Regions from separate parts of the Mus musculus genome. Here region 2 is linked to region 1. The links are chromatin loops, found by intact Hi-C in ENCODE. Cell type or tissue: left cerebral cortex. All regions are shown on one strand. Each heading gives the region's core, and the rest is flanking DNA. Links, peaks and the distances in the headings are about the cores only. Region 1 overlaps Ski (ski sarcoma viral oncogene homolog (avian)). Region 2 overlaps Morn1 (MORN repeat containing 1).

Region 1 (15,452 bases), core at 6,151-11,150:
CCAACAAGCATAGACAGCAGGTAGCTGGAGAAATCGTCCCAAGGCACGGCAACTTGTCACAGGCAGTAGTCACTATGGCCGGCACTGCGAAGGGAGTGAGTAGATTCGGGGTTCTAAAAGAGGCCTGCACACTGTGCTAAGGTGACCGTGGTAACTAGATCCCCACACAAGAAACTGAGAACCACAGGGGCCCTACACAGCATCTGCTCACCTCACACGCTACAGAATCCCGACAGTCTCCACTCTGGCCTGTCCTGAAAGAACAAGCTCACTGCCATGGTTCACCCCAAGATAGCCCCCCCCCCCCCCCGACTATTGAAGAAACTTCATTATCAGAGCCAAGGTGATGGGGCACGCATGCACACTGGGAGTCCAAGGCCAGCCTGGTCTACACAGCAAGTTCCTGGACAGCCAGAGCTACATAATAAGGAGATCCTGTCCCGAAAATAAAACAAACAAAAAGAGTCTGCCTCAGAACCTGTCCCCAAGGCCTGCGCAGCCATCCTTCCAGCTGCATCCAGTTTCTTATCCTTGATTTTGAGTGTGTGTGTGTGTGTGTGTGTGTGTGTAGGTGTGTGTAGGTGGGTGGGTTGTGATCAGAGCATGCAGCTTAACTTCCTATAGTGCTCTGGTCACTGCCCCAGACGCCAACCATCTTTAAGTGACCACCAAATGGTCATGGGAGAACACAGGGACTCTGCTGTATGTCCCTGACAATGCAGACAGTACCCACACCACAGGGCGGAACCCAGGCAAGCTTCCAAATGACAGAGGCAGGAAAGGCCAACAGAAGGAACAAGTGTCAGGAAATGAGGCTGGCCTGATTCCAGCCAGGCTCTCAGCCTATCTAGTGCCAGGGTCTCTTGTCACTTACGCCCTTAAACACACAAATACAACAGGATGGATTATGAGGGAACACCCAAACTCAACAGCTGCCAACAGCAATAAGGCAGGCTAGGCCCCGCTCTCTGTGCATGGAAAGGGCCACAGTCATCCGGGAGAAGTCTGTGAGGTCTCGTTGCCTCACTCTAAGCATTCCCTGTGCAGCGTGTGCCAGCCTTGAGGACTAAAGGGCAATGACAGGAAGGGACTCGGAATTGGCTTGTGACAGGAACAGCCTTCCCAGGTATGAGCCAGCTCTGCTGTGGGGACATCATGTAATTAATACCCACCTATTTAGAAGCCCTCAGAAATGCTGTCTATACATCCCTTGAGCTAAAGAGATGGCTCAGTGGGTAAAAGCCCTGGCTGTTCTTTCAGAGGACTTGGATTTGGTTCCCAGCACTCACAAGGTGACTCACAACCATCTCCAATGCCAGTTTTAGGGAACTGATGCCCTCTTCTGGCCTTCATGGGTACTAGTCACACACATGGCATGGCCCACAAACATATATACATGTAAACATACAAACATAAAAAAATGTCTCGGTGGTTAAGAGCATTTGCTGCTGTTGCTGAAGACTTGGGTTTTATTCACAGCACCCACAGAGGGGTTCACAGTCATCTGGAACTCAGGTTCCACAGGATCAAACGTCCTCTTCTGACTTTTTCCAGCCCCAGGAATGCACATGGTGGGTATGTAGATGTATGTGCAGGCAAAGCATTTAAACACATCACAAATTAAAACAAGTAAGTCTCTAAAACTATACTTTGGGAAGTTATTTCATTTTATATGAATAATTATTTTGTTGTTGTTGTTGTTGTTGTTTTCAAAACAGGATTTCTCTGTGTATCCTGGAACTCACCGGCCTTAAACTAAAAGATGTGCCTGCCTCTGCCTGCAGCTTGCTGGGATTAAAGTCGTGCTCCACCACCCCTTGGCTAAGCACTCTACTTGCATGTGTTTATTATGTGTGTGTCTACTGGAGCCTCTGGCACTGCAGTTATGGGCAGTTGTGAACCACATGTGGGCATTAGAGATAGAATTCAGGTCGTCTGCAAGAGCAAACGATGAATTCCTAATCACCAAGCAATCTCTCCAGGTCCCTTCCCAAATTGGAAAGGAGGAAGGAAATGAGGGAGGGAGAGAGGGAGGGAGGGAGGGAGGGAAAGTGAGTTGCATCTCTCTTAAGACTCTGGCTCACTGTGGACAAAGTGCTGGCTGTTCTCTTCCAGATTCTAGAGCCAGATACAAGGAGATGCCAACACCCTAGAGCAAAAAAAAAGGAGGTTTCACCTTGTCTGCCCTGGTAGGAGTTGCCACACATATAGAAGATTCACTAGATGCCAAGACCCAACTAAGTATCATGGCACAGGCAGGTAGTCTCTGCCTGAGGGTGTCAGGGCCTGGATGCCTACACATAGATACACTGAGATAGACTGGGCCCAGCTGACATTCTGCTAGATGCATAAGGACCCTCAGAGGTTACATTAGCAGTCGACCTGTGGTCCCTCTGGTTGGCAACTTCTGCCAGTGTTGTGATGTTGTTGATGACTACCTCAAACCTCCTGGCCACTGGGGTTTGTCATTTATACAAAGATAGTCCACACCCAGGCCCAAAGAGCAACATATGTGAGCCATCTGGGAGTCCATGATCTCCTTAGTGGGGGCAAACCTTTAATAGGATATTTTGATGTTACCTCAATTCTGGAGCCAGAGACAACGTCAAGCAACTTTACCAAAGTCAGAGGCCATACACCTGGCTACCCCTCAGGGTTGGGACCTCCATGGTACACCAGGGTTGGAAGTAACTCAGCGATGGTGGACAGGGCTAACCTATGCTTGTGTCCAAGAACAAGCAGCTCCTGCATATTCCAGGGGAGTTGCTCGTTGACAGTAGCTTCCTAACAGAAAGCAGTGAGGCTGAGCCAGGCATGCTTCAAACACACCTCTCCTGAGCTTGAATGCTTTGCAAGGTCTGGTGGGCCGAGCCTTGGGAAACTCTACTTTTGACCCTGACATGGATCCCAAAGGACAGTATCCAACAGCACCACCAGAAAACAGCTCTGGGGTGGGAAACGCCAGTTGTGTCTGGCAAGACTCAGCAGAGAGCCACTGGGAAGGTTACGGTAAGTGTAGAAATACATTAATCCCGTGATGGATGTGTCTGAAGCACTTGGAGAGGAAGATGGTGGGCAGCACCTGGGGTGACACACCAGGGGTATCAGCCCCACAAAGGACCCCGACGCAGTAAGATGCAACGTCTTACCCAGAGTTTTGAGACGCTGGGCACAGTTCACATGCACCTGAGGTGCAGCCTACAGACAGAGCCAGAATGGGATCTGTGTACCAAGGAAACTACAAGTGGCCAACAGGGCAGGTGACTGCTTCTTATAATCTTCTTTTTGTGCCTGCAAATGGTCAAACACTAATGTCTATCTCCAGACCTCTCACAGGTATTGAAATAAGGGTCCCATGTAGAGCAGTGACTCTCCCAACAATGATGTTGTGACCTCTGTAATACATACAGTTCTTCATGTTGTGGTGACCACGAACAATAAAATTATTTTCATCGCTACTTTGTAACTTTCATTTTGCTGTTTTAAATCATAATGTAAATATCTGATATGTGGCCCCTGTTGAAAGGGTCTTCCAACCCACAAACTGAGAACCACTGATGTAGAGGGTGTGTGTGTGTAGCAGCCAAGGTTAGGGCCATCTATTTCCAAATGACTGTACTTCACCTTGATGGGTTACCTGCTCAGCTCTTAGACTCTAAGGCCTATGTGTGTGTCAAGTGTCAAAGGACACACTATGGCAAACACAGCCTAGGTAGCTATGTCTATTTTCATACCATTCCAGGTGGCTACAGTAAGGCTGCTAAGGAAGTCTGGGCAGCTGTAGCCACAGCCTAACCACCCCTGAGTGAGAAGGGCCAGCTTAGCACACAGGGATGATACCTGTTCTCAAGGAGAGAACACAATAGACCCTCTAGCCAAGAACTTAGCAAACTGGACAAGTACTTTTCCTACCAAATCACAGCCTGCCAACGGCTTCTATGGATGGCATCAGTCCTAGCCCTGGGTCTTGTCAGTCTCATGCAGATTCTGGGGAGGGCTAGCCCCAGGTAGTATCCTCACTGTCCGCATCAATTCAGTTCCAGGCTCACAGCAGGACCCCCATGTAAGATCCACAAAGAACAAGTTTCATTCACCCAGTATGCACCAAGCCCTCAATTACCCTACCAGAGGTGGACACTGCCCATGGCTGTCCTGCACCCTCTCCCCACATCCTGACCCAAGGCTGGTGTCTGTGACCTCTACAACCAAACACATCCTGGTAGTAAGTAATAAGGCAGGCACAATGAGATACCATCTCATGCCCACTAGGACAACCAGGATGAAAACCACAGTTAATGGTAGGCAGGAGGCAGGATGTGTCGATAGAAAGCCCCGTGTTTGTTCCCCAGCACCAAACTCCAAAACCATTTAAAAGCCAACCAACAAAGAAACCAGGGGGGCCAAATGACCAGTAATCTCTTGCTTGAGCAGCACGTCCTGCGCTGCTGCAAGGTGCTGCCACTGAGAGAGTCCCAGGTCCACGCAGGAAATCTCTGCACTGTTTCTCACAACTGCCTCCACCCACAACTGTCTCAGGATAGATATTTCTGATTAAAAAGCACAGTGAGGTGGTACATGTGCCTACATGCATGGTTTTAAAGACCCGGACAATACTGGTATTAGCAAGAATGGCCCAGCAATCCCAGTCCTGCTCCGTCTCCCAGAACCACGGGAAACAGAATGGATGCGTACACACAACAGCCAAGAAATAGGAACTAAAACATGGATGAACAGTGGTGTATCCGCAGCCTGGGACCCCACTCCGCCCTCACAAGGAGGCATCAACAGTCACAATGCACATGACCTCTGAAAACATCTTGTTAAACGATAAAAGCCAGTTATAGAAGAAAACAAAACCAAAAAAAAAAAAAAAAACCCCTCTTCATATTCTATGGTTTTCTTTGTGCAAAACGTCTCTAACAGCAACATACAGGAACAACTTAGATCAGAGGTGGCTGGTGGCTGGGGTGGAGCAACTAGAGAATGACAGCTAATGATACCAGCGTTCATACTGGAGTGATGAAAATGGAGATAGTGGTGATGGTGGCACATGGTAAAAGCCACAACTTTATAAAAGAGTTAGATGATGCTATCATTAAAAAAAAAAAAAGTGCTAAAAAAGACCCAAAAATGTGACCATGACTTTTTGGTGGAAAGCCAAAGCCTAAGGCTGAGGTTTACAGAGCTGCCGTCTTCAGAGTTCAGCACAGGTGTGGCACCAGAGAAACAACCCAGGTGCCATGATGCTGCTGCACAAGAAGGCACCGCAGGAGTGCGTAGGTCTGCGCTGCCGCCATCCACCAAGGCTGCATCACAGACTAGGACATGTAGGCGAGCGAACAACAGGAGCTCTCTTTGCAAGGTCTTTAAAACACAATCTCACAAGGAAGAGAGAACCCTCAGAGCAGGTGGCTGACTTCTCCTGAGCATTCTAGTCCTTGTCATGAGAGGCATATACACACCACGGGGTACTAGACGCCATGACATAAAGTAATAGGATATTCTGGCACTGATGTGAGTGAGGCAAGCCAAGACTGGGACTCAGGGTGGATTCTCGTCCTACCACAGGCATCTGCCTTCTATAGACAAAACCCTTAGGACAGAGCTATATTCACAGGTCTCCTAAAATGGCCATCCAGGGGCTCCAAGTTTGCCGCAGTGTCCCTCTTGTAGGGGGGTGTCTCAACACCCAACTCTCACAGCACCTAGTCCCTAAATCCCACCATCCTGGGTGGCAAACTTGCTCTCAGCACTCACAGGCAAGGACAGGCACCATTAATAGAGACTACTATTGCTCACGTCCTGATGTCAGGACAAGCCTATGCCACTGCCTTGCCCTTCACTCAAACTTGAACTCCATGCCCCAGTGTTCCAAGTACCCAATCTCCCCAATCAGCTTTCTCCCAGGGCAGCCCTTTCTCCACTCTGCCCCACTTGAATACCAGGCCAATACCACAGGGACCCGCCCCACACTGTACCACCCCTGGAACCTCTGTGACCCACCACATATAATGAACCACAAGAAGAAAACTCTAACCTGGGCACCAGCACTGGGAGGTCTTAGAAAGTTATAGACATTCTTGACACACGGGCAAACATGGGCCTAAGGATTATTTAGTACTCTGAAGCAGCCCAGGCTGGCCAGGGATTCATGTATACCACCATATCTGACTCAATGAAAAACCTTAGTAAAACACATATATTTCCTGGTAATGGCTCAATTTAAAATTTGTTCTTGTAGCTGGGCATGGTGGCACACGCCTTTAATCCCAGCACTTGGGAGGCGGATTTCTGAGTCCGAGGCCAACCTGGTCTACAAAGTGAGTTCCAGGACAGCCGGGGCTATACAGAGAAACCCTGTCTTGAAAAAAACAAAACAAAACAAAAAAAAACCCTTGTTTTTAAAGTATTAATTTTTAATTATGTATATATCTGTATGTGAGTATGCACACGTGCCCAAAGAAGCCAGAAGTGTCTAATGTCTTATTGTTGGGAACCAAACCTGGGTCCTCTGTGAAAGCAGCAAGCATTTTAACCTCTATGCCATGTCTCCAGCCCTCCTTTTCCCCCATAAGGTCAAATTCACAATAGACTTCAAACCAGTAATTTCTTCAAATTAGAAGCACTTATTCACCCAAAGGTTCTATTAAAAGAAATTTTCATTGGAAAAATTTTTCCCATCATTCTCAGATTTCTAAATCTCACAATAAAGGTCCAGAACTGTCATTTACATACGTAGCCACCATGGTTTCCAAATGTATGTAATGACTACTGAGCAGAAAGGCATACAGGGTCAGGACTACTATCAGGGGTGTGCGGTTTCTGGGGACAGCTGCATATCTTGTGACAACCTCATCCTCTGTCACTTGCTGGGGGCCCTTCATAAAATCAGTGCAACTGTCGTCTACCTTGTGAGTTTCTCTCATCTAGAGGGTAAAACAGATGGAAACTATTCATAGTATACTACTTTGAACAAGGAAGATACTGGACTTTCAAAATAGTCCCTTCTTAAAATTCTACATCCTGTTATTAACTGTCCCAATAACGTATCATATCCTGGCTGTCTGGAAGCTGCACTGGGGGTTATGGGGGGCGGGGAGTAAAGCTGCAAAGCAACTCAACATGCTGGGATCTCCTAAGATCCTTAACATGCATCACAGCCCAGAATGTCAGACGGTGTCCTTTAGTCCAGAGATCGCTCCACGGTAACAACAGGACATCATGGGGATGCAGCACCCTCTGCTCACAGTGCTTGCTCCACACCCACAACACTAGCAGGCCCACAGTGACCCAGTCCATAGAGCGGCACGCATTCCTAACCCCCGGTCTGTCTGTCTGTCTCTCCAGCCTCCCCCTCTACTCCCGTAAAGCACGACCTGCTACGGCCGTCAAATCAGCAACACCTTCCAGTAGGAGGCATTTACTCACTCAGAGGTTGTGAGAATTTTTTAAATGTTCACTTGGAAATTTCTGTCACACCAGTCTCAGAGGAAACGCAAGGCCTCGCCATGCCTAGAGTACAGGACAGACTCAAGATGCGCACACGAAAGAGGAAGCCCTCATCACTGAGCAGGTCAACAGAGGAGCACTAAACGGAAACACAGGAAAGGAACAAAAAGGACATTTCCAGAAAGACCAGGTATGCCAACAGAAAAAACTAGTTCCCCCAGGAAGTGTTCAGATGTAGAATAGAAGAAACCAAATGAGAATATGGAGTCGGCCACAGACACAACAGCAGAGAGCTGAGCGGCCGGTATCCATGTGCAGAGGATCCATAATGTCAGAGGAAAATGGGGCAAGCCCTGGGCTTACGACGTGCTGTCTCCTGGCTTCTCTCTTTCAAAGTAGGTCAGTGGGTCTTCCACGGCCCTCCCAAGTCAGCATTACAAGACTTGCCACTGCCAGCCTGTAGCTCAACGGCTCTGACTACCCTCTACTGGGCCCTGCCACAAGCTTTCTTTAATGTAACGAGGAGAATCCGATCAGTGTCAGACACAGACGCAAACGGTCCATAATCCTTGTTCCACTGAGTCAAGAGGTCTAACTCCACACTGAGCCCTGAGCCTACTCCAACTAGGTTCAAGGTTACTGCTGCATCTTGCAGGCTCCCCCATGGCCAGGACCTGCCTGACTCTGGCCACTGCCTGGTCCAGAGCTCTTTTCTTTACACTTCACACAAGGCTCCTGTCAGACAGCCAACGGGGGCTGTGGAGATGGCTCAGTGAGTAGAGTGCTTGCTATTCAAGAACAAGGACCTGCGTTTGGATGCCTGACACCCACATAAAAGCTGGGCATGGTGCCGCGCATCTGTAAACCCAAAGCTGTGGGGTGGAGACAGGTGGATCCTGGAAGCTCATTGGACAGCTAGTCTAGCGAGAATGGTGAGCCCTAGGTTTAAAAAAAAAAAAAAAAAAGTCATGTGTTGTGGAGTACATCCATATGATCTAGGGCTGACTGGAGTAGCCTTAGTGTTAAGAGGCCAGATTGCAGCCAGGGGCAGCCCAGAGTCCCAAATTCTCACAGCCAACCCACAGACCCCAGTCTAGCCACAGCAGGTCCTACTAATAAGCAATAAGTCAGTGGAGAATCATCATGTCCCATTCCCCCTTCATAGGGCAGACCAGAGCCAGAATAATGTAGTCACTCGACTTACAGTGAGGGAGTGAGGACTTGGGCTCCTTTAGGCAAAACTACCAAGACATGGGCAACCCTGAACCGAACACTACAGTTGAAGCAAACGCTTCCCACAGGTGACACAGAGCTAGGGTCTCCACAGCGGGTTTCTGTCTTCTACAGGTGAACCCTACATTGCCTCACTCTGGAACCGGCTCTGCTTGAGCTACGGGTCTTTTCTGGAGAGTCCGCAGCTCTAGAAGTTTCTATTTTTGCCATCGCCGTTAATATTTTACACATCCGAAGTCACACTCTCATCATGCTCAAATTAACCTACTTTCTGGCTCCTTACTGTGCTACCGAGGCGGCAGACTGGGTTCCTAAGGCAGCCCCAGCCCCCCAGTGGGGCACAAGCACAGTTACGGGGGCTGACTTTGATTCCCTTAAGTAGGTCATTCTCTAGTTCTCCCAATACTGTTCCAAAGAAACGGAGTCAGCAAGAGCCTGCCTTCTTTCTCCCTCCGGGGAGGACCCACTGAGCAATCCTTCCCCTCCCGGGCTCCCGCTGAGATCTGCGAGTGCCTCGGCTCTCTAAAAGGAGCCCCGAGAGTTGGGTCTGACAATAAGCTCCTTTCATGGACCTGGACCTGTCAAAAAGCGGCAAGAGCCCACCCTTGGGACGGGATTTCTTTCATGGGTTGGTTGGGGAGATGGGATGGGAAAGGCCAAGTCTCTAGCGTGCCAGCCAAGCCTGCAGAGAAGAGCGAGGGCCCAAGTAAGCCACTACTGGAACATACATCCTGGTTTTGTAGGGACACAACTCCAGGGCTCCCTCTGGAACTGCATTGATGCCTCCTCACAAACCTGTTTCAGAAGGAGAGAGTCATGAAGCTAGCTCCCAAGCAGATAGGATGTTCCCTAGATGATACATGGGAAGTAACTGTTAAAAGACTTAAAATGCAAGGGCCAGAGCCCCAAAGACAGCCAGCCAGCCACTGGTACAACAGCAGTCTGCGATGTGGGCGTGCCCCTGCCTGGGAGCTCTGGTCTGGGTGGGGGCAGGGCAAAAGGGCCTATTCTTTCCCAGCGTCCCTCAGCTGCTCCCAGCAGACATTCCATCAAGATGACTCTCGCTAAGGGCGGGGCAGCCTGTAATGGCTGCTTGGCCAGCTGCCACCCCTTCACCAGAGATTGATCAAGATAAACAGGCCTTCCCATCTAGGGCTGGAGGAAAGGCTGCAGGCTGCAGTGAGGAGGACACGAAGTGAGGGAGGCGAATGCCACTGCAGGCGCAGTTCGCTCTTCTGGGAAGGTGGACTCACCAGAATCACAGAGTCTCCGCAGGCCAGCAGGAGGGCTCGCCTTCCCACCTCCTGTACTCCCTACACATCGACAACAAGCCCTCAATAGCACAGAGCAGGGCAAATGGGCCTCAAGGCCTGACCAACTTGGTCCCTAACAGCACATTCCGGCTTCCTCTCTAACATCTGGAAGTGGCAGGCTGGTTTTGACCCATCTCATGTAACCAGAAACATATACAACATGCAGCACTGAGGAGCCGTGGCTTGAGAAAGGACCAGACTGACCCAAGTCCTTAGAACTTTTAAGTGTCGACACTAAACCCAGCTCACTCAATACCCAGCCCGAGCCTCGATGAGCTGCCCGGGGTTCTGTCAGCTACATCTTGAAACCAGCTGTCTCCTGCCACTTACTTGCCAGCCCTAGGTCATTCTCTCTGCCCTCTAAGCTCACAGGCTCTGTCCCAGCATGCACTCTCATCCTAACAGACACTAACAGACAAGGTTAGTCACACGTAAGACTTTGCAAAGTCCCTAGTTCTCCTGAGACGTGGGGGACACTGCTGAGCTGGGAGATGTTCCCTCCCATCTCAAGCCCCAGTGAACAGCGAGTCTGCCCCTCCTCTCACAGGCCCCAAGTCCCCCCCCCCCCCCCCCCCCCGCTTCTGTAGGGCTGTGGAATGGACAACAATGCATAGCCCAGGCTGGCCAGCCAGTAAATGCTGCAGACAGGAGAGCGAGACAGCAGCTGGTGGAAAGAAAAGACGGCTAGCTCGGTTGATCCCAAAGCCACAGGAATTACGGGTATGCTGGAGAAAGAGCTTGCTGAGGACCACATGCAGGCCCCCTAGGACCCAGGGCTTCTGGCTTTCCTGCCACCTTCCAGGAACTAGAACTCATGTGAGCCAAGGAACAGAAGAGGGAGCAAAGCCACAGCATCTTAGGGTTCAGAAGGGATCCTGGTCTTTGTGCCAGTGGCGAGTGAAGGCAGGGACTCTTCAGGACAACACTTCACCTCAGAGGACACTTAGTTCTGTTCCTTGGCCTCCTAAGGTTCCTTACTCCTCAATGGAAGGGCAACCGCAGCCTACCAGGTATCCATACAAAGTACAGTCTATGCTCAACTTTCCTATCGTTCTAATAACAAGGCCTAGGTAGATGCTGGTGATAGGTTACGTTCACAGCTTAGGGACACTCTACCTTGCACGTATCTATCTATCTATCTATCTATCTATCTATCTATCTATCTATTTAGGTGGGGGTAGGTTTGGGGTCGGCCTCACTATATAGCCCTGGCTGTGCTGGAACACACAAAGCTCCACCTGCCTCTGCCTTCCAAGAGCTGGGAAATTTTCCAATTTTCCCTTAATCCCAACACTCAGGAGGCAGAGGCAGGTGGATCTCTAAGCTCAGGCCTAGGTTGGTTTACAAAGTGAGTTCCATAACATCCAGGGCCACACAGAGAAAGCCTGTCTCAAATCCCATTCCTGTAGATCTTCCCTTTATATTCTCCATACTCTCTTCTCACGTCTCCTAACAATATGTTCTCTGGCCCAGCTCAGCTCAGCTTCTCCTGTCACCAACTGCCCGCCCACCCCCCACTCTTCTGTCTCCTGGAACTACTTCAATGCCACTCCTGAATTCTACTCCCCAGCTCTCAGCTTCCGCTGGCTTTTATATTCTCTCCTAGTCCCAGAACTCCAAGAGGCAACTAACACTGAAGGGCACAGGGTCCTTTAAAAGGTCCAGGCACATAAAATAAATCCTACTAAACTCCCACCCCAAGTTTGATTTACTCACTTCATGTTATGTGTGTACCATGTGCGTGCCTGCTGCAGTGGTCAGAACATGTGTACCATGTGCATGCCTGCTGCAGAGGTCAGAACATGCTTTGGGTCACCTGACACTGGATTTAGGGATGGTTGTTGGAGCTGGGAACTGAACCAAGGTCCTCTCCAAGAGCAGTAAATGCTCTTAGCCACTGAATCATGTCTCTAGCCCTTTACAGAAATGGCACTCGAGGCAGTGTGACGATGCACTAGGGCTGAGGACTGATGTGCCCGACTCAGGGGAGGTCCAGCTATCCAGGAAAGTCATTTATTAAGGATATAGCTAAAGACCCTGTAAGAAGGGAACCTGCGGGAACAGTTATCCATAGCTGAGCATATATCCGCAAGTACCAGAGAAGCTCTCAAAAAGACGTGGCCTGACCTCTGCACTGGTGGTCCCATGAGACTCCCTGGCAAGGTGCTCCTGTGGAAAGAGATAGCTGGGGGGTGTGGGGGGATGTCAGCCAAAAGACTTTTGTGTAGGGCCAGACCCAGACCTTTGACAACGAATATGCAGATGAGGTGGACCCTTGTCCAGAACCCAGCACCGTGTACAAAGACACTGCCCCATTGTCATTGATGCTCCATCCCAGAGTAAAATGTTTGGCCGTTTTCATTTCCCTCTAAATTGGAAATCTTCTTGCCCAGAGAAAACACATGGCCACATTTCCTGTCCAGGGCCAACACCTTCCTGTCTTCAAAGACTAAATAAAAACACCCCCATGTGGCTTTGCCTCCGTCTGCTCTGGAAGAGGAGCAGGGTAGGGCTAGAGCCTGCACAGCCATGCAAGGAGCTCTGCGGCCCTGAGTGAATGCCAATTACCACAGCCCTGGGGATCTACAGAGCCTCCTGAAGCAGATGAGGACAAACAGGGGGCTGTTCTAACACCTGCCCCAGGCACACACAAGCTTCCAAGCTTGGTGCCTGGGACTGAGAAGAAAACAGGCTTCTGCAATTACTTTTAGTCAGTGGTAAGCACCTCACCACTGGGTTCAACGCTAGAAGAGCTGCTACACATACTCATATTGCCTGCCATCCCAAGCCATTGTGTGCTGAGCATCCATGACATGGGAGCCCGGCGAGAGCCAGGGTGGGTTGGGGTGAGTCCTTCCAAGCATTTTCGACATCCTCAAGGCCAGACTTTTCAGACAGACTGTAGGATATGCAAAGCATGAAGGCCCACAACATCCACACGAGGTGACTTTCCAGATCCACTCAGTGTCCCAGCTATAAACCTGCCATGGGATATGATACAAGACAGACACATCCTACCCCGCTGTTCCTTGCTCCATCAGTGAGCCAGAGAGTAGACTGCACAGTGTGAGGACCAAGCAATGAAGGAACCATGGTGTTAGCTCTCCACGGTGTTCAAGAACAAAACAATTACACGTGTTCAAGGTCCTGGTGGCCCCAAAGGAAATGACTGTTCTGACACCTGTACCTCACACTCGCTCCATACAAGGACAAATGGTAGAACATTCCTGATTACCATTCGCTACTAACTAGATACAACTGTGACCAGCAGGGAGACATGAGCTTTCTGACTCGGCCACTCCGTGGTGCCAGGACCCCAGTGCAGCAGGAGGCACCCACACAGCATGGATGCCTCGACCCCCTCACCAGTAACTTGCCAGGGTTAGGGTTTACTGAACAAGAGGCGAGATCTCTAAAGGACTAGGTCAGAACTTCTTTCTCTCAAACCAAAGGTGTCAGAATGTGTTGGCCTGCAGCGCAGCAGGCAGCACCGCTGGACCCGGGGCTCTCGGGAGACAAAGCAGGAGAATCTCAGCCGGAAGGCTGGGCTCGCAGACACTAACTGCCTACAGGAACCTGGAAACAAATTTCTAGTCAAAGGAAAAGTCTTCGGCTGGTTTGCTCACACCTTCACATGCATGTCAGGTTATCCAATGCTAAGAGAGATGGAAATTCATTTAGCAGACGGATATCTGGGCCATACAAACTGCCCTCAGTGAACAGCTCCTATGGGGCCCAAGGATACCCAATGGGCCCAAGATCAGAGAACTTTATCTGGGGGTACAAGGAGGTCCTTTCCTCTGCTCATTTAAGTTACAAACAACAACAGTTTTTGACTTATTATGAAAATGGCCCCAAGTCTCTCTACACTGGTGCCTAAGAAACAAGTTATTAGAACCATTATACATACTGATCCTTCACCAGGGTCTTAGTGTGGGCCTGTGGCCAAGGATACACGTGATCAGTCCAAAGCTGAAGGCTGTGTCCACTCACCGCTCCCAAGTCTCATTAGGTCAATGAGGACAGTGAGTAAGCCTGAGGTATAGGATCCCTGCACACCAGCATCTGCCAAATCAAGGTCATATGCACACATCTCTTTCAGATGATCTTTACAAAGAGAAGCAAAGCCCTAAATTTCTGTCAAAACAAGACAAGCATAAAACCACTGTCACAGGCTACCTAGGCCCAAGGGGGAGGGTAAACTTCCAGAGTCCCCTGAGAACCCATAGCCAAGGTTAGTGAGGCTGCTGTGTCTGGACCTGCATTTATAGAACCCAAAGCTGCCAGAGCCTTCTTTTGAAGGAGTTGCATTCCCAAAATGGGGGATGGGAATAGAGAGCAGGCAGATCCAAGCCCCTATTTCAGTGGAAGGTGACACAGGAAGTGCCACGGGCACAGCACCTCCCCACATGGCATTTAGCCTGGACCTGAGTAACAGGCCTTGTGGACAGCAGTTCTGAAGCCCCTTTCCTGCCTCACCAGGAAGAGGAGGAACAGCTAGTACCACCCACACCCAGCAGTCTGCTTTGCTTCCTCCGCCTCCTCCCCCCCTTCCCCCAACTGACGCCCACGTTGTTTTTTTCTCCATAGAAACAGACACAATACAGGGCAATGGCCCTCAGGACTGCAAGCAGCTCAGAACTGTTGTGGCAGCTGTTCAACTTCTTTTTTAAAATATGCACGGGTGTTTTGCCTGCATGTGTCTGTGAACTGCGGGCATGCAGTGCCTGTGGCAGAGTCAGATGTCCTTAGACTGGAGTTATAAACTGCGTCAGCCACCACACGGGTGTTGGGATACCAACCCAGGTTCCACTGGAAGAGCAGCCAGCGCTCTTAACCACTGAGACATTTCTCCTACTCAACTTCTTCATGGTCAGGACCCGAGCACACTGAGTAGAATATCTAAACCCATGAATATCCAAACTCCAGTCCTGAAGCTGGAGATGTCTAAGCATAGGGACCCATGGACTGTCTTAAAGCACATCTGAGCAGAGAAACTGGAAGCTAAGCTGTCTTGTGCCCAGTATGAGATAGAGAGAGAAAAACGCCTGCCCAAGAAGTGCCCTAGCCACCTCCATGCCTCCCCTTTCCTGCTTTCTTCTGTTTGTCCCTTCCCCAAAGCTGGAGTGGAGTCATGGGAAAGGAGACACTTCCTGTGCCCCCCACTCCACCCCACCCCCTAGCTCCCCCCCGGCATTCTTGGCAACCCCAAAGAGAGGCAAATCAAAAATCAAGGAGAGAACCATTAGGAGCAGGAAGGGAAGCCAGGCAGCCACACACGAGTGGGTGGGACTTGCAGAGCTGGGCTGGGAAGGAAGTGGTTACTAAGGGAGGATGAGATGGCCAGAGACAGACAGAAGGGACACACATCATGGAGAGAGGGTGGCCTCTACCCAGCAGAGAGGCAGAGCCCTCTCCCACTGCTTCTTCCATTCTGGTTTCTCTCCCTTCACTAAG
Region 2 (15,452 bases), core at 5,485-10,484, 53 kb before region 1:
CAGGGCCAGGGCGGGATAGGGCTTCCCATCCTGGGTGATCCTGTGGCCTGCATCCTTACCACACAACCCCAGCAGCTATGGGGTCTGCAGGGCAGCCTGTGGTCCTAGGCAGGTCAAAGCCATGGGACCCAGCCTAAGCTCAGCAGTACAGATGGCTGTGGGTTCGTGGCCCTGTCTGGTCACAGGCTGCCTTGCTTTCCGGTCAGTGTCACTTCATGTGTGTTGGTTCACATTTCACTGAGATGTATGTCCTGGTTCTCAGCCAGGAAGGACCTGTACCCTGGCCAGGTCCACCAGTTCAAAGCCAGATTTCCTTTGAGTTGTTTGAGAATTATTCATGCAATTGAAGTTTAATCACTGCAGTCTGTTGTGCCTGGTGGCATTATGTTCTCTTACACTCTGATATGTCACAAATACTGTTTATGTCTTTTTTCCTTGGTTTTGGTTGTTTTGAGACAGGCTCTCTCTACATAGCCCTGGCTGTCCTGGGACTCACCGTGTAGACCAGGCTAGCCAAAAACTCACAGAGATCCACTGCCTCTGCCTCCTAAATGATAGAATTAAAGGCATGAGCCACCACTGTCTGGACTCTTTGGGGCGCTTAACAGGAGTGAGAAGGTCCTGTAAGAGGGTGCCTTCCAGGCAAAATCACACCTTGTGTTTAGGACCCTTTGTGGACTCTGACTCAGGATGGACAGCCAGGAGCCCCAGTCCCCGGCACTGGGATCCTCGCTCTGGCTCTCAGGCAGAGTGCAGACACTAGGTCAGTGGTTCTCAACCTTCCTAAGGCTCTGACCCTTTACTCTACAGTTCCTCACATTGGGCTGACCCCCAACCATAGAGTTACTTTCAACTTCATAACTGTAATCTTATCACTTATGAATCCTAATGTAACATCTAGATATGTTATAATATGTAATATTGGATATGCAGGATATCTAATATGTGGCCCCTGTGAAAGGGTCATTTAACCCTTGAAGGGGTCACAAGTCACATGTTAGGAACTGCTTCCCTAGGTGAGTAGAAAGGCAAAACCAAGTGTTAGAAAACTGTAGCACCAGACCCGAAACCAAGGGCAGATGTGGCATGGAGCCTCATAGTTCCCCACGGGGCTTCTATATAACCCTGGAGTAGTTAGCGGTTGGATTCTTAGTTAAGTTTTGAAACAATCTTGCCATGTAGGCCATACAGACGTCTTCCTCCTGCCTCAGCCCTGCTAGTACTAGAGTTACGGGTGTATGCCACCCAGAATTCCTGGCTTTTGCCAGGGTTTGATAGAACATTTCTGGTCATTACAAGTATACCTCAGACGTGTCTTTCCCACCTGCCTGTTGCTTCACTGTGGCTGCCAATGGAAGCCAGAGTTCTACCTCGCCCCCACCCCTTTGTCCTTGCAAACTACACACAGCCCTAAGTCGAGTCCCTTTCTTTGGGGCTAGTACATATCTTCGATCACCAGGTGGCTGTCCAGTCACGTGGCTACCCTGAAGATTCCATTTAGGCTTACTCCCACCCTGACACAACTCCCTCACAGAGTGTTCCTGCCCCCAGGTCTGTTCTTGCCTTTTATCTGCCTCAGCCCAGGAACCTTCACGCTGGCATTGGGCAGAAATGACCCCTCCCTCCATCCCTCCCTCCCTCCCTCCCTCCATCCCTCCCTCCCTCCCTCCTTCCCTCCATCCCTCCATCCCTCCCTCCATCCCTCCCTCCCTCCCTCCCTCCATCCCTCCCTCCCTCCCTCCCTCCCTCCCTCCCTCCCTCCCTCCATCCCTTGTTCTTCTCTCTTCCGATGGCTTAGCCTCTTCACAGGCTAGAGCTTCCTGTACTCTAACTCTGCCCCATGTGCTATCCTGGCTGTATAGCCTTGTGCCCCCGTCCCCCCCAGCAGACCTCACTCATCTGGCTTGTCACAGTGTCACAGACTGTCCTACCTGGCTTGTCACAGTGTCACAGGCTGTCCTACCTGTTGTGGTGCCTATGCTCTCCCGAGCCTTCTTGGGTTCATGCCAAGGCTTCTGGGCCCCATGGCCCTCCACGACACTCCTGACAATTGCTGATGGCTTGTGCTCTCTGCAGTTTTGTTATTCACAGGGTAGAGGAAGGACAAAAAAGGAGAATGGTGCGGTGAAAGGTCAAAGTCTGGGCAGCACACACCTTGGGGTATTCCCCAGAAATCCTGCCAGGTCAGCAACATCTCTGACGAGAGGATTGTCCAGACAGCCATCTTGAGAAGCAGCAAAGGCTGCAGACCCCCCACAGAGACACAAAGCCTGGGGTGGGGCTCGTACTCTTTCCTTATGAGCAAGCTACGGGCTCCAGAGGCCAAGCAGACCCTGTGTACCCATGAACAGAAGCCATGCTGATTTGGCCTGGGGGCCTGGCAGATCCAGTGAACCCCAGGAGGCAGCTTAGTCCATCTCCCCCTTCGTCTGTCTCCACCTCAGTCATAGGAGCAATTTCATGCTGCATTGGCAGAATAGTTCTCATATTTCTGCATAAAAATACTCACTGGGCGCCACGCCTTCTGCTCTGAGAGATTTTCAGAGCCAAGTACTGCTGTCTCAATGAAAACCAGGCCCCAGAATTCAGAACTTGTTCTATGCTGCTGAAAAGTGCCTACCCTGTCTCCTGCAGGCAGCTTCCCAGTGTAGCTCAGAGTCTATGTGATATTATCATAGGACAATCTAAGAAGAGGTTACACGGGGGCACAGGGGTCTGCAGCACACTCAGGGTTAACACAGGAGCCAAGCTTACTTACCAAGGGTCCCAGGGACCCCAGCACACTCAGGATTAACATAGGAGCCAAGGCCAGGTTCGACGTGAGACCTGTGAGGTGTTTGTCACCTTGGGGTCTCAGGGCACCCAGAAATCACAAAAAGTATGAGTCTCCTTTCAGAAGAACCACGAAGCTTTGAATCTGATACCTGAAGTCTGATATTGACCTTGGTCATTCTAGGCAAACACTCTGACTACACCCCTGGTCACTGCTCCCCGTTAGGAGCTCCTGGGGGGCTGTCCAGCACCCCTGGACCCGGCTGTGAGAGCCTGGATGCCTTTTCCGTTTGTCTAACTGGACTCTGCTGATTCTGTAAAATGAGGTCACCAACCTCCACAGGCCACGTGTACGACCATCCTACCCCTCACCGTGTATAGGAGGGCTAGGTGAGATAGGCGCACTTAAATAGACCGAACCAAGGTAGCAGACCAAGGGTCCAGAAAATAGCTTTCTACCTATTTCTACCTTCCTTAAAACTTCCTTGCCCAAGAGTCTCATGAAATGGGTAAATCTTTGTTCTTTGCTCTGTCTGCCTATCTGTCACAACAGATAGGGTAAAGGGTCCAGAATTGGCCCCAGTAGGCAGTTTCAGGCCCTTGGATCCCACTGGGAGCTGAGCTGTTCTCCAGGCAAGGGCCCATGAATTTCCATCCTTCTGCAGGAGTCTGTCAGCCCCCAGGGGCTCCAGGACCGAGCAGAGACAGTGCTCTGCTCTTTACAGCTCCTTCCATCCTTCTGCATTCTTCCATTTGCGTGTGATGGACCCAGATCTCTGGCAGGAAAGTGCAAAGGCTCAAGCCAAGAGGGACAGCAGGAGCCCAGGAGAGGCGGCTGTGCTCCCCTCACCTGTCCCCCAGCCCAGCCCTGCCAGTGGTGACAAAGTAGAGCACACCCTTGGAGTGCGTGCCATCCTTCAGACTTACCCTTCATTTCTGTGATCCATCTAGACAGATTTACTGTACTACTCATTTTCAAACTTCGATCCAGTTAAGCTAGTTTTCCTGCTTGATATCAGCATACCATCCAAAGCTGCCTTTTCTTTCCAGGTACTCTCTCCTGTTAGTCTGCCTTATACCCAGTGACAAAGACACCCTGACTGCTCTGCCCCAGTGGTCCCAGCAGAACTTTCAGGGCCCCCACCTAGCATCTCCAGTTTCCTAGTCTGGCCTGGAGCTCTTCAGAGAGTGGAGGAGCCCACTGACCACTTGCATCTCCTCCCTAGACTTTCTGCAAAGCCTTTAAGTCACTCCAGAAGCTTAACTGTCCTGGGCAAGAGCAAGGTCTGAAAAAGAAACCCTCCACCACGCAATGAGCGCCCCTGTAGCTGAGAAGCCTGAATGTCGCAGCTTAGAACACAGCCTGGGCTGCCAGGGGCCTGGCTTCTCCCACATCTGGGGCTGCCCCTAGAGCCCCCTCTCTGGGTTGGCAGGAAGGAGGCATCCGGGAAGGCATGCCTCAACCTGTGACAAGGAGCTAGAAGGCAAGCCCTACACAGAAGTGCCAAGCTGTGCCTAGAGATTCCAGCCAAAGCAGTTTTATTGTATAAAGGGAAAGTGGACCAGGGACTGTGTCCTTAGAGTGGACTTGAGTATTTAAAAACTAACAAACAAACAGAAACTGATCATCTTGCTCTTGTCCCTGGCATGCCTTTGTTCTCTCCCTGGGTCCCTGGTGCCAGCATTCTCCCTTCTAGGCAGATCCTTGCCAAGGGCCTGTGAGGCCACCTCCGGCCCTGTGGTTTTGAATGCTATGTGAGGGACCAAGGGGCAGCGAGAGCTCAGAGCCGCTTCCTATGCTGGACGGGAAGGGGCCGGGTCCCATGGGCCCTGTGGACAGGAGGTCCTGACTCTGTGTTTGGTCATCTCAGGAAGTGTCCACTTACCTCTAGACAAGTCACCAAGGAGCAAGGCAGAGACGAGCCCACAGAGCTCAGTCAGGAGACATTAACTGTGTGAAGGCCGCGTGATGGGGATGGGCAGCTTCACGGCTCTTGTTCTCGCTGAGACGCCTTAGGGCACATAAGACACCACAAGAAGAAGCCACGCACACAGCCAGAGACAAGGGTGGGTCTCATCCCTCCCCCCCACTCCCGACAAATACAGCTTTGCTGTGAGCCAGATGAGTGCTCAGGGTGAGATACGGCTGCTGTTACCAAACAACACAGTAGTAACTTCCTCTCCACTGGTGTTTGCTTCTTCCTCATACAGAAGCCAGGGGCAGGGGCAGTCTGTCACCAGCCATGGAGCCCTGGCTCCCTGTCTTTTATTCTGCTCTATGTCATTTTTGTTTACCATGGCGTGATCCTAGACGCTTCTGACATCATGCTAAATCTTATTAAACAGGAAGGAGAACATATGAGGGGCAGAACTCAATCATATAGCCACATATCTGTCACATAGAGATAAGCATAGTGTGCCAACAAAGATTAGGCTCCATTGTTAGAGAAGAAGGGGAAACTGGACACTGGGCAAGTAGAAATTCCATCAAGGTACACCATCCATGCTGCGTACACAGGTGGATATCGGAGACGCTCCCCGTCACCACTTTAGGCACAGACTCTGGACCTGTGACAAAGGCTTGTCCCATTGTGACTCCCAAAGCCCTGCAGCCCAGCCTCTAACACCCCAGACCGCGGGGCTATGATGACAACGGGCTTGTGGCTGTAATAGCACTGGTAGTGAGCAGGCCAGGCGGCTGCTTCTGCCAAAGCAGCAGGGAGCGTAGAAAGGGCCACAATGGCCTCAGCTGACTTCGAATATGCAGTTTTCCAGGTTGACCAGCAGTCTCTGCTTGGGGTCATTGATGTGAGAGTGAGGGGAACAAGCCACCTAGCCCACTCCCACCATGTACTCCCTAGAGGACAGCATGTTCACCCAACCTTCCGTTTCACACCGTTGGGTGCCAAGGGGTTTCTGTTTGGAGCAAACCAGCCTGGAGGTCAGGCTGCCCTGAGGTGGAGCAGAGAAGGAGACTGTGGGTGAAACACAGAGCACACATGAGTCAGACCTGAAACTACAGCAGAGCGGGAGGCAGCACACACTTTAAAGCAATTACAGTGTTTCAATGTGTTCCCAAAGCCTGAGGCCAGCAGCCATTGGTAGAGGGAGTCCCATCTCCCAAGGTAGGAACAGCCCTGCCCCTCTACAGACAAGTGGTGCCCCCAACCTCCCCTCAGTTCCTCTGGACTAAAAGATAACAGGCTTACATGTGACACAGTGGCCTGGTGAGAGGGAACTAGACACAGCTGGCAGGAGGGGCTTCAGGAGGCGTTGTCCCTGGGTGGCGGCTACTGATTCCCCAGAGAGCTTGCTGCCCACGGAGACTGGAGTCAGACAGCCATTTTATCCCCACCTGTAGGTAGACTTCTTAAGGTTTTCTAAGCATGTGCCAGCTACCAGGTCATTGAGGCCACTACTCTGAGGCATCCCTGGCCTTGGCCCACTGTGCCTCCAACTGGGACTCAGGGTCTCAGGTTTCCTTGGTCTGGGATTCCAGACAATTCAGGAAACAAACCCTCTAAAAACTCACGTTTCCACTTTCACAAACAATAAAACGAAGAGAGACAATACGCTCTGCGTCGGGAGCCCTAAAGTCAGTAATAGGTAATTGCAAAATATGGTATTTCATTATTCTGTTGGTATGAAATATTTCAGTTGTTTCAATTGTTTTTAAGTTTCCAGTAGACTATTTGCATTTCGATGAGCAGAACCGACAATTCCTAGGCGTGGATTATTGCCAGATATTGCAAGTCCTATTTTGGATAAATTACAGCACCCAGATTTTAGCAACAAAGCACATTGATTTTATATTCAAAGGGCTTTTTATATTTAGTCTCTTAACCTTTTGTAATTCCCACCCACAGCTTGAAGCGCAGAGCCCTTTGTGTTCCTTGTTCTCGGTGGGGCGTCTGCCGCGCCCCGCAATTTGGGCCCATTGACTCATGCGGCAGGTGCGGATGATTGCGGGTGGACACGGTGGGTGCAGGCTGCTGATTGCAGGATGGAGAGGTGGGCTCTGGGCCCTGTGGCTCAGACAATCCCTTGCAAATTAGCTTTGGGAACTTAGAAGAGCCATTGCAGTAAGAGGTCAGATTTCTCTCCTCTCTCTCTCTCTCTCTCTCTCTCTCTCTGCCCCACATCTCTCTCTGTCACTCATGCACAAAACCATCCTGCTGCATGTTTCCAATTGGTCTGAATGGTCTCTCTTTTTCATGTGTTGGATAAATGATTTTGAGTATTCATTGAATTTGATCTGTGAAGAATCAACTGTTACTGTATGGCAATTTTAAAAACCAAGGTGCCCTTTTGTCACTAATTCAGTCTTGCCAATAAAGTGGCGTAATGTCTAGCAGAGAATTTCTGGAAATTTTCATCGCCTCGCAGGGTGACACTGCATTTTAATATTAATTGTCTGTGGTTAATTACCGCAGAATAGCCCAAGAGAGCCATATTTCTAAAGTGAAGTTTGTACTATAAATTCTTTTGTAACAAATTATTATATAGAGGGAAAGTCCCGGAAAAATATAATATAAAAATATGTATTGTTTCCCATACCAAGGCAGCGATGGAAGTGGAAGTTTGCTCAGATGCCAGTCTATGCAGACACACAGAGGGCTTGTGTGCAGGGTCCCCTCTTGTTAACCCTGAGTAACTTCAGCCTGCTGTTTGACATGCAGGCAGGGTGGAGGGGGAGGACACCTCTGCTCTCCCCCACCCCCAAGACTCAGCTGCCCCTTCAGCGTGACTTCGTTCTGTTTTTCTCTTGAGTAAAGTTAAATCTCTATCACTGTCTCCCTCTCCTAGGGCTTCTTAGTTCTCACAGGTTCTCTCTTTTCACATATAAAAAGGGGTTTAATTCTATTTTTGTCTTTATTTATGGGAAGAAGACGTGTTCATGCTGTGGCATAGATGTGGAAGTCAGAGCCCAGCTATCCAGCGTTGGTTCTTTCCTTCCACTCTATGGTTCCAGGGGATCAAACTCAGGCTTAGCAGCAGGCCTCTACCTGCTGAGCTATCTCACCTGCCCCAGAGGTTCCCTCTCTGTCCTAAGCCAATCAATCCTAAAATTTTTTTTTTTTTTTATAATAAACAATTTATTTATTTAATACATTTGAGTACACTATAGCTGTCTTCAGACACTCCAGAAGAGGGAGTCAGACCTCATTACGGATGGTTGTGAGCCACCATGTGGTTGCTGGGATTTGAACTCAGGACCTTTGGAAGAGCAGTCAGTACTCTTAACGGCTGAGCCATCTCTCTAGCCCCCAATCCTAAAATTTTTAAGTCTTCATAATGAGGACATATCTGGGATCTGGGGCCCCTGTGAGCACGGAAGAGAGAGCCTAAGTGGCATAAAGAAGGCTCACTGCATGGCTAGAGTAGATCCAGAGAGTCCCTGCCTTGAGAGCCCTGAGGCAAGGGGTCAGATATGGAAAATGAGACCCTCAGAAGCCAAAGGGCGTTTGAGTACAGCACCTGAATTATAGGCAAATGTAGACTGGATGTGGACCTGTGTACCTGTGTACAAACAGCTGGGCCTGTGAGCAGCCCCCACCGCAAGAGCAGAGAGCAGGCCCAGCACCCGGTGCTGGAGGCTCTCACACTGGCTTCATGAGAACCTGTCTAGAGGTGAGGCCCGGCAGAGCTGGATGGGAGGTGAACCAGTAAGAGTGTCTGCCAGAGGTGGGCGCTCCAGCCACATGGGGCAGGCACTGCAGGCCAGCCTGAGACAACTGGGCGTTAAAATGAAGAACGACCCCGAATTAGAGGCCACTGAGTAGTGTGCCTGAATCTAGAAGAAGCATATCTGGGATATCATGGAAGGCTAATGGCATGTGGCATTTTATGTGGCCTTGGAGCCCCATAAAACCCTGCAGAGTCCAAGGGAAAGAAATAGTGGAGCCCAGTAGAGCTTGGAAGCTGTCACTGTCACCAAACCCCAGAGTGGACCCTTAGTAATTTCACAGAACATCCGTTCCACTCAAGAATGGGAGCAGACCTGAGGCCACTTTTGCCAAAAACTCACAGTCTGCCTCTAACTATAATAGGACCTGTGACAGACAGACTTTCCCCAGAGGGCGTAGCCTGGAACTTTCATAAGTCCCAGGGTCACAGCAGTCAGGAAGAGGCCACGGTCTCTGGCCTTGAGCTCCTGTCATGGACAGGTGCTCTGTGAGTTGCAGTGGAAGGTTGGGAAACCTTAGGGTAATTGCAGGCCCTGATATCGGCTGTGTCTACAGCTGTCTGTAGAACTGAGACGCTTTATCTTGATGGACTTTTGCTGTACTAGGGATGGAAGCCAGAGCCTTGCAAATACCAGCACACAAATACCACTGAGCCACACCCCTCGCTCCCCAATAGCTTTTATGAGTAAAGAAAGAAAAGACCTTCCTCCCCTCCTACCTGCAGTTTCCTAACAGCCTGCAGTTTCCTCCCCTCCTGCCTGCAGTTTCCTAACAGAGCCTGCAGTTGCTGGGCAGGTTTGAGCAGCACCTTTGCAGCCCTTTTGTGCCCATCCGCCCAAGCATGAGGAAGCTCACTGGCCTCTGTAGCCATGGTCCACAGTAGGACCGTGGGCAGCTGGGCAGCCTTAAAGAAGCCTGGTTCTTCCCATCTACCTTTGGCTCCACTGTTCTGTTTTGAGCTGGACATCTGAGTCCCCCTAGCTCTCAGAACCAGGAGGCCTCCCCACCACTGCCAGAAAGGAGGTGGTGGCATGCTCTACCGTGGTACAGGTCTTCTGGGGCAGCAAGTCAAGGCAGTGAGTGGCCTGGGGCAGTGGCCCTCTCAGATGGCCCCATCTGCACTGGAAGCATTGCATCTTGAATGGTAGATAGTCACATGTACGGTCACTGCACGGGTGGCCCTGCTGACTCTGCTGTCATCTTCTGCTGACTGTGCCAATGCAGAAACCATTCCGGGGCTGGGCGGGGCTGAGAAAGTAAGTATGGTCTGCTCCATGGAGGACCTTGGTAGAGGCAGCAGGGACAAGCAGAGATCTCCAGACCAGGGTCTGTCTCCATGGGAACAGTAGCTCCCTACTGCCCCAGGCCTTACAGTCTCATGCCTGCTGTCTCAGGAGACCCGCAGGGCTGAGATCGCAGTCTCCTATGATTCTAGGCCATTCTAAAGCCCTCCCACCAGACAAGTAGCAAGGTTGCCTGCATCCTGATCAGCCTTGAGGCCAGTTTTATTGCATTTCATTTTTAATTTTTTAGATAGGATCTATGAGGCAGGTGGTGGTGGAGCATGCCTTTAATCCCAACATTCAAGAGGAAGAGGCGGTGGGGGGAGGGGGGGTCTATGAGTATGAAGCCACCCTGGTCTACGCGGAGCAAGTTCCAGGACAGGCAGAGCTATACAGAGAAACCCTGTCTCAAAAAACAAAAACAAAATAAAACAAAACAGGGTCTGTGAAGTCCTGGCTGTCCTGAACTCAATCGTGTAGACCAGGCTGGCCTTAAACTCATAAGAGATTCCCCTGCCTCAGCCTCCTAAGGTATATGCTGTGTTAACCCAGCTTCAGGAACAGAGAGGAAGGAAGTGAGAGAGAAGCCAAGTCAAGGAGAACAGCTGCAATACTGACCTCGTGGCCCCTTCTTGCCTGCTACTCCCCATAGCCAGCACCCCTTGTCACCTAGCCTCTCTGCTCTCTTTGAGTGCTGGCATGAGGTTGGACAGAGTGGGAACCCTAGCCATTCCTAATCCCGTGATCAGAGCGCTGTTCATCTGTGGCCTTGACCCAGGGCTCTCCAGTCAGTCTCTGCTCGCTCCAGGACTGTGAGTATCCAGTCAGCCCAGGGTCGTAAGGGTCTCATACTCCAGGCTACAAGCCACTTAGCATGAGGCAAAGTTTCAGGAGGGCTTAGTGGACACCCAAACTTGTATCTGGGCTGGCTTTGCTGCCTGCTTTTCTGCTCTTGCTAACCAACCGGCTGCCCCAGACAGCTGCCGCTTCTGAGCAGAGCGAGCTGCCTGCAGATGAAATGTGATCAGGAACCTCACATAAGCAGGCACCTGGGACCCCCATACTAGCTCCTCCTGGCCTGGGGCCCTTCCAGCATCCCCACAGGGCCTGCTCCCGTCCCAGTGGCCCAGCCTTGCTGTTTGACTGTATACAAACAGCTTGGCTGGGGAGAGCCTCCTGAAGGCGAGGAGTGGGCGGGGGTGTCAGAAACAGACTCAGAAAGAACCTCGAATTAGCCCAAGTCTTGGAAGCTTGCCAGCAGCAGCCCGCCGGCTTCCCTGTTCCAAGGCAGTTCTGACACAGAGCTCCAGAGGCAGGCATGGAACAGCCGCGTGCCTGAGGCTGCGAGTTTCACAAAGGAGTTTCCAACCAGCTTAGGCGTGGCACAGAGCGTGGGCTCTTCAGAAAAAAAAAAATTAAAAAAAGTCACATGGGCAGGCAGGGGCTCGTGCCTTTTACCTCAGCACTTGGGAGGTTGAAATCGGATTTCAAGGCTGGCCAGTGCTCCATAGCTCTAGACCACCTGGGCTATAGAATGAAACCCTGCCCTTTTTTTTTTTTTTTTTAAAGCCACCATGAAGAACTCAAGCAGGAAAGTCACTCCAGTGTTCACACTCTGGGTCCCAAGGCAAGCTCTTGAAAAACACTCAGAGTATGGGAAACAGGGCCGTAGGTAAGGATAAGTTCCACTCTCTGTGCTTCAGGAACGCAGGGAGACCACACTGGGTCCCTCCTGGGAGACAAGTGTTGAGTGCAGTAAGGATGGGCTCTGCGCAGCCACAGCACCTCATGGCCCCTTTGCCTCTCCTGCCCCCTCGAGCATCAGACATGCATGTGGTACATAGGCAAACATGCAGGCAAATACCATAACACATTAAATAATAAAATCTCAAAAAGAAAAAAAACATCAAAAACTGGCCTATGGGGAGAGGGAGCAGGGCAGGGGTGAAGCTAGATACTGGCGTGTATTTTCCTACACATTAAATAGCCATTTACACAGATGATTCTCCATCTAGGCCCCCTAGCCCCAGGTCAAATAGTATAGCCTCAGGAGGGGTCATGTGGCATGCAGACACAGACATTGGCCCTCCAAAACTGAGACAGTTCCACCTTAGTGACCAGACAGATGACCTGTAGTAGTGACTTCTGGTCCATTATGACACAGCATCCAACACAGGCAACTCAGAGGAACAAAGTTTTATTTTGGCTCATGGTTTTCAGGGTTTCCATCCATGGCCAATTGGCCCCATGCACTTAGGCAAGATGTTGTAGCAGCAGGAACACATAACTGAGGTAGGTGGTCTTTCCATATATTAGTGTGTGGTGGTGGCAGGCGGAGCCGGAGGTGCTTGTACACAGCTTTTACTGCACTGGGCATCCAAACTCAAGTCCTCAGGCTTGTTCAGCAAGTTCTTTACCCACTGAGCCAGCTCACCTACCTCCATCTTCACTTCTTGATGGACAGAAACCACAGAGTAGATTAGAGGCCTGATAGAACTTTCACATCTATGCTCCAGTGACCTGATATAACCTTCAAATCTATGCCCCAGTGACCTGATTCCCTTCAGAGTTTCTTCAACCTCCCAAAACAGTGCCACCAGCTGGAGACTGTGAGAGACATTGTAAACCATTCCTCAGCCCAGCCGGAAGTAAGAACAACCCATAGGGCAGGTCACCTGCAGAGCAGTGGGGCACTCGGGGCCCTGTGGCCCTGTGTGCCTGGGCCTGTTCCCCCACTTGTAAAGGGGGCAGTGGGTGATCCCTGGGTGTGTGCAAGCTGTGTAAGAAGTGCTTAATCAGACTCTGGTCCTGGAAGCCTCCGGGTGCCGCACGTGATTGCTGGCCCGTGGAAAGCTAACTAAGGAATCTGAGAGCTAGAGGGCTGCGTGCTAGGGAGGCCCGTGCAGAGACTGGATAGAAATCAGGCACTGCTGCCCACTGCTCTAGGGGTGGAACCTCTGTCAGCAGATGGCAGACCCTCCAGGTTAGCTCCAGCCACAGCCAGGCCAAAAGAACAAGAGCATCCCTCGATGATCAGGGCAGCCATACTGACGGCACAGAAGCCCTCACCTGGACACCTGGGCGGTTGTCAAAACCCAGGGTGCCTGTCTGGCCCTTGGTGGGATGCACAACTCCTCTAGGTGTCCTTTTGATGGGAACCCTACCGCCGCTAACTTACCCAGGCCCTGCACTGTTCCTTGGCTAATGGAGTGCACAAGGAAGACTAATGCCCTGTGTCTGGTCACCTCCAGGCGAGCCCACTCTGTCCCCTCGGGGCTAGTAACATTTGAGTTTTTTAATTCACTTAAACAAAGAAAATATCTCAGCCTTGGGCCTGTGCTCCTCTTGGCGAGCCCTGGGCCCAGGGCGGCTGTTTCACGGTGAGGCCTGTCCTCTCCGTCTTGTTTATTCCTGCAGTTTCTCTGCCTTCTGCCTCCGTGTCCTACACAGGTGATTAGGGAGTCTAATTGGTTTGCCTGTAAAAAAGATAATTAATTGGTATTTCCTTCACAGAGAGGTCAGGCTGCCTGCTCTGATCCCTAGCAGAGCCTCTTCCCTGACTCCAGCCCCCTCCCTTGAGGTGGTCCAGCAACCTTTATCTTGCTGATAAAGTCATAATTGCCACCAGCACTGGCAGGCCTTAGGGTTGGTTTCCAAAGATTAAGAATCCCATCCCTGGGCCCTTGGATTGGGGGAGGTAAGCAGATGTAGCTCCAGGGCAGAGGAGCCTCCAAAAATGTAGCAGAAATATCCATAAGGCTAGGTAGCTACAAATGTAGCAGAAATATCCATAGCACTCGGTAGCTACAAAGTATCTGCTGTAAAACCCTTGCCCCAGAACTGGTGAAAGTGAGAACCCCAACCCCACAGCCCAGGGTGGTCTCTCAGCTGCAGGGATGGCGTGGCGTAAAGTGTTGTAATACCTCTCCTGCAAGTGACTGACTCCCTGCCCCTCTCCCCGCCCCCACCCGAAGCTGTCCAAGGCTGGAAGGCAGACACTCCTATTGACAGCACTGTTCCCCTATCTGATAACAGCTCAGTGGCTTATCACTCCTCGGCAGTAAGATCTTAAGCCTTGAGGAGGCTTTTGCCTTATCTCTCTTATGGACCACGTTTGCAGACTGGGTGGACACAGGTGAAGTGGTTGCCCCAGGGTGAACTGAGTAAGAGGGACACACCACAACCAGAGAGATTCCCGGCAGCTGGGGCAAAACTGGTCAGGACATCCCCAGGTGTTACCTGCAACAGTCTGTGTAGCATGATGGGAAGGGAACACCAAGCCCTGGGGACACAAGAGGTGGCTGGTGAGAGGGACTCTAGGGCTATCTGAAGAATGGGTAGCCTCAGGGTGCAGAGGGGAAGGGCTCAGTCTGAGGATTGAGGAGGGGGTTGCTCTGTCTGAACCAGTCTTATGCTGGGGGCAGGGGTGAGAAGTGAGTTCCAGGGCAGCCTGGGGACAGAGAGCCCAGGTGGGACCATCACAGCCTGGGCTCAAGCACAAGGCTCCAGAGTTGCCCAGGGAGCAGAATAGTGAGAAGAGTGGGGACACGGGACTGGACAAAGGCTGTTTCTCTGTTAAGGGGGAGGACAGGAGTTGTGTCTAGAGGCTCAAGTGCTTGTGGCTGTACTATGTGGATATCCTGGGACAGTGTGTGTCTATTGCAGGAAACTGTGTATCTGCTCTCCCAGGGGTAAGGAGTTGGGGCTGCGCTGAATGAATGTGACACTCAAGAAGAGAGAGAAGGGGGTCTGCTCAGAAGAACAGAGACCAACTTAAGTGAGGGGTACCCGCAGCAGGGCCTGGTGTGGTGTGGGGCTGGGCAGTAGCCAGTGATGATGGGGTAGGACAGGTGACAGTCAGGACAGGTGACTGTCCCCCCGAAGCCTGGGTGCAGAGGGACAGGTGACAGTCCCCCCTCCCCTTGAGTTTGGGTACAGAGGGACAACTGACAGTCCCCTGAAGCCAGGGCACAGAGGGACAGGTGACAGTCCCCCAAAACCTGGGTACAGAGGGACAGGTGACAGTCCCCTGAAGCCTGGGTGCAGAGGGTACTGACTGTGTTCTTATGAAACCTGGGTCCTCATCCGCCGTGGACAAGCCATGGACAGAAGCATACATGTTCCTGGGCAGCTGAACTGTCAGTCAGCTTCACCTCACACTTCTAAGAGCAACCAGCAAGGCCTCCAGCTGGCAGTCCTGCCAAGTGGCCCCTTTCCTCCAGGGAAACCGCATACTTGTGGGTGCCTCTCTCCCCTTTCCTCAGCCATGAGTCACCCCTCCTCTAAGAGCTCCCACCAGATACGCACAGGGTTAGTATAGGGGGAGCAGCTGAGGACCTTGGGTGGCCTGCCTGAACACCATCCCTGCAGAGCAAAGGCCTGTTGAGGCAGCAGTCTGTTATGCCCCAAGGATCAAAGAGGCAAAGGCAGGAAGTGAAGGCCTCTCTGACTTGTAACAAGTGTTGTGGCCTACCAGGCAGCCTTTCTTGGGGCAGGGAGAGGTCTGCCACACATCCAGACGGCCTCAAGTGCCAACCCTGTGTAGACTGAGGAGCTGGACTCCATGTCATCCTTCCCATGAAGCATTGTGGTTAGCATCAGTAATGGGAATGTCCTGTTGTCATGGCTACCGTTCATCTTGTCTGAACTTGCAGTTTCCAGCAACAACATGGCAGCAGGGAGGTCATCAGATGAGCGGCACTGAGCAGCT

The links. Peaks named below come from ENCODE experiments on the same cell type or tissue, not always from the same donor. Only the 100,000 strongest peaks of a DNase experiment are listed, where the experiment ranks them.
Region 2: a loop joins it to region 1, with 1.8 times the contacts of the local background. A loop is called at or near these places in 1 of 42 quality-filtered maps.

Annotation. Positions count from the first base shown.
Region 1 is chr4:155,163,909-155,179,360 of GRCm38, forward strand. All of the region lies in intron 1 of Ski (ski sarcoma viral oncogene homolog (avian)), which reads right to left. Among named protein-coding and RNA genes, the nearest start is that of Ski, 51 kb to the right of the region's middle. In left cerebral cortex, for the core only: a CTCF peak has its summit at 8,505; DNase peaks (open chromatin) are centred at 7,468, 8,275 and 9,749; H3K4me3 peaks cover 236 bases; H3K27ac peaks cover 2,236 bases.
Region 2 is chr4:155,111,752-155,127,203 of GRCm38, forward strand. The region is part of intron 10 of Morn1 (MORN repeat containing 1); the gene reads left to right. Among named protein-coding and RNA genes, the nearest start is that of Morn1, 33 kb to the left of the region's middle. In left cerebral cortex, for the core only: a CTCF peak has its summit at 8,454; no DNase peak of the experiment used is centred there.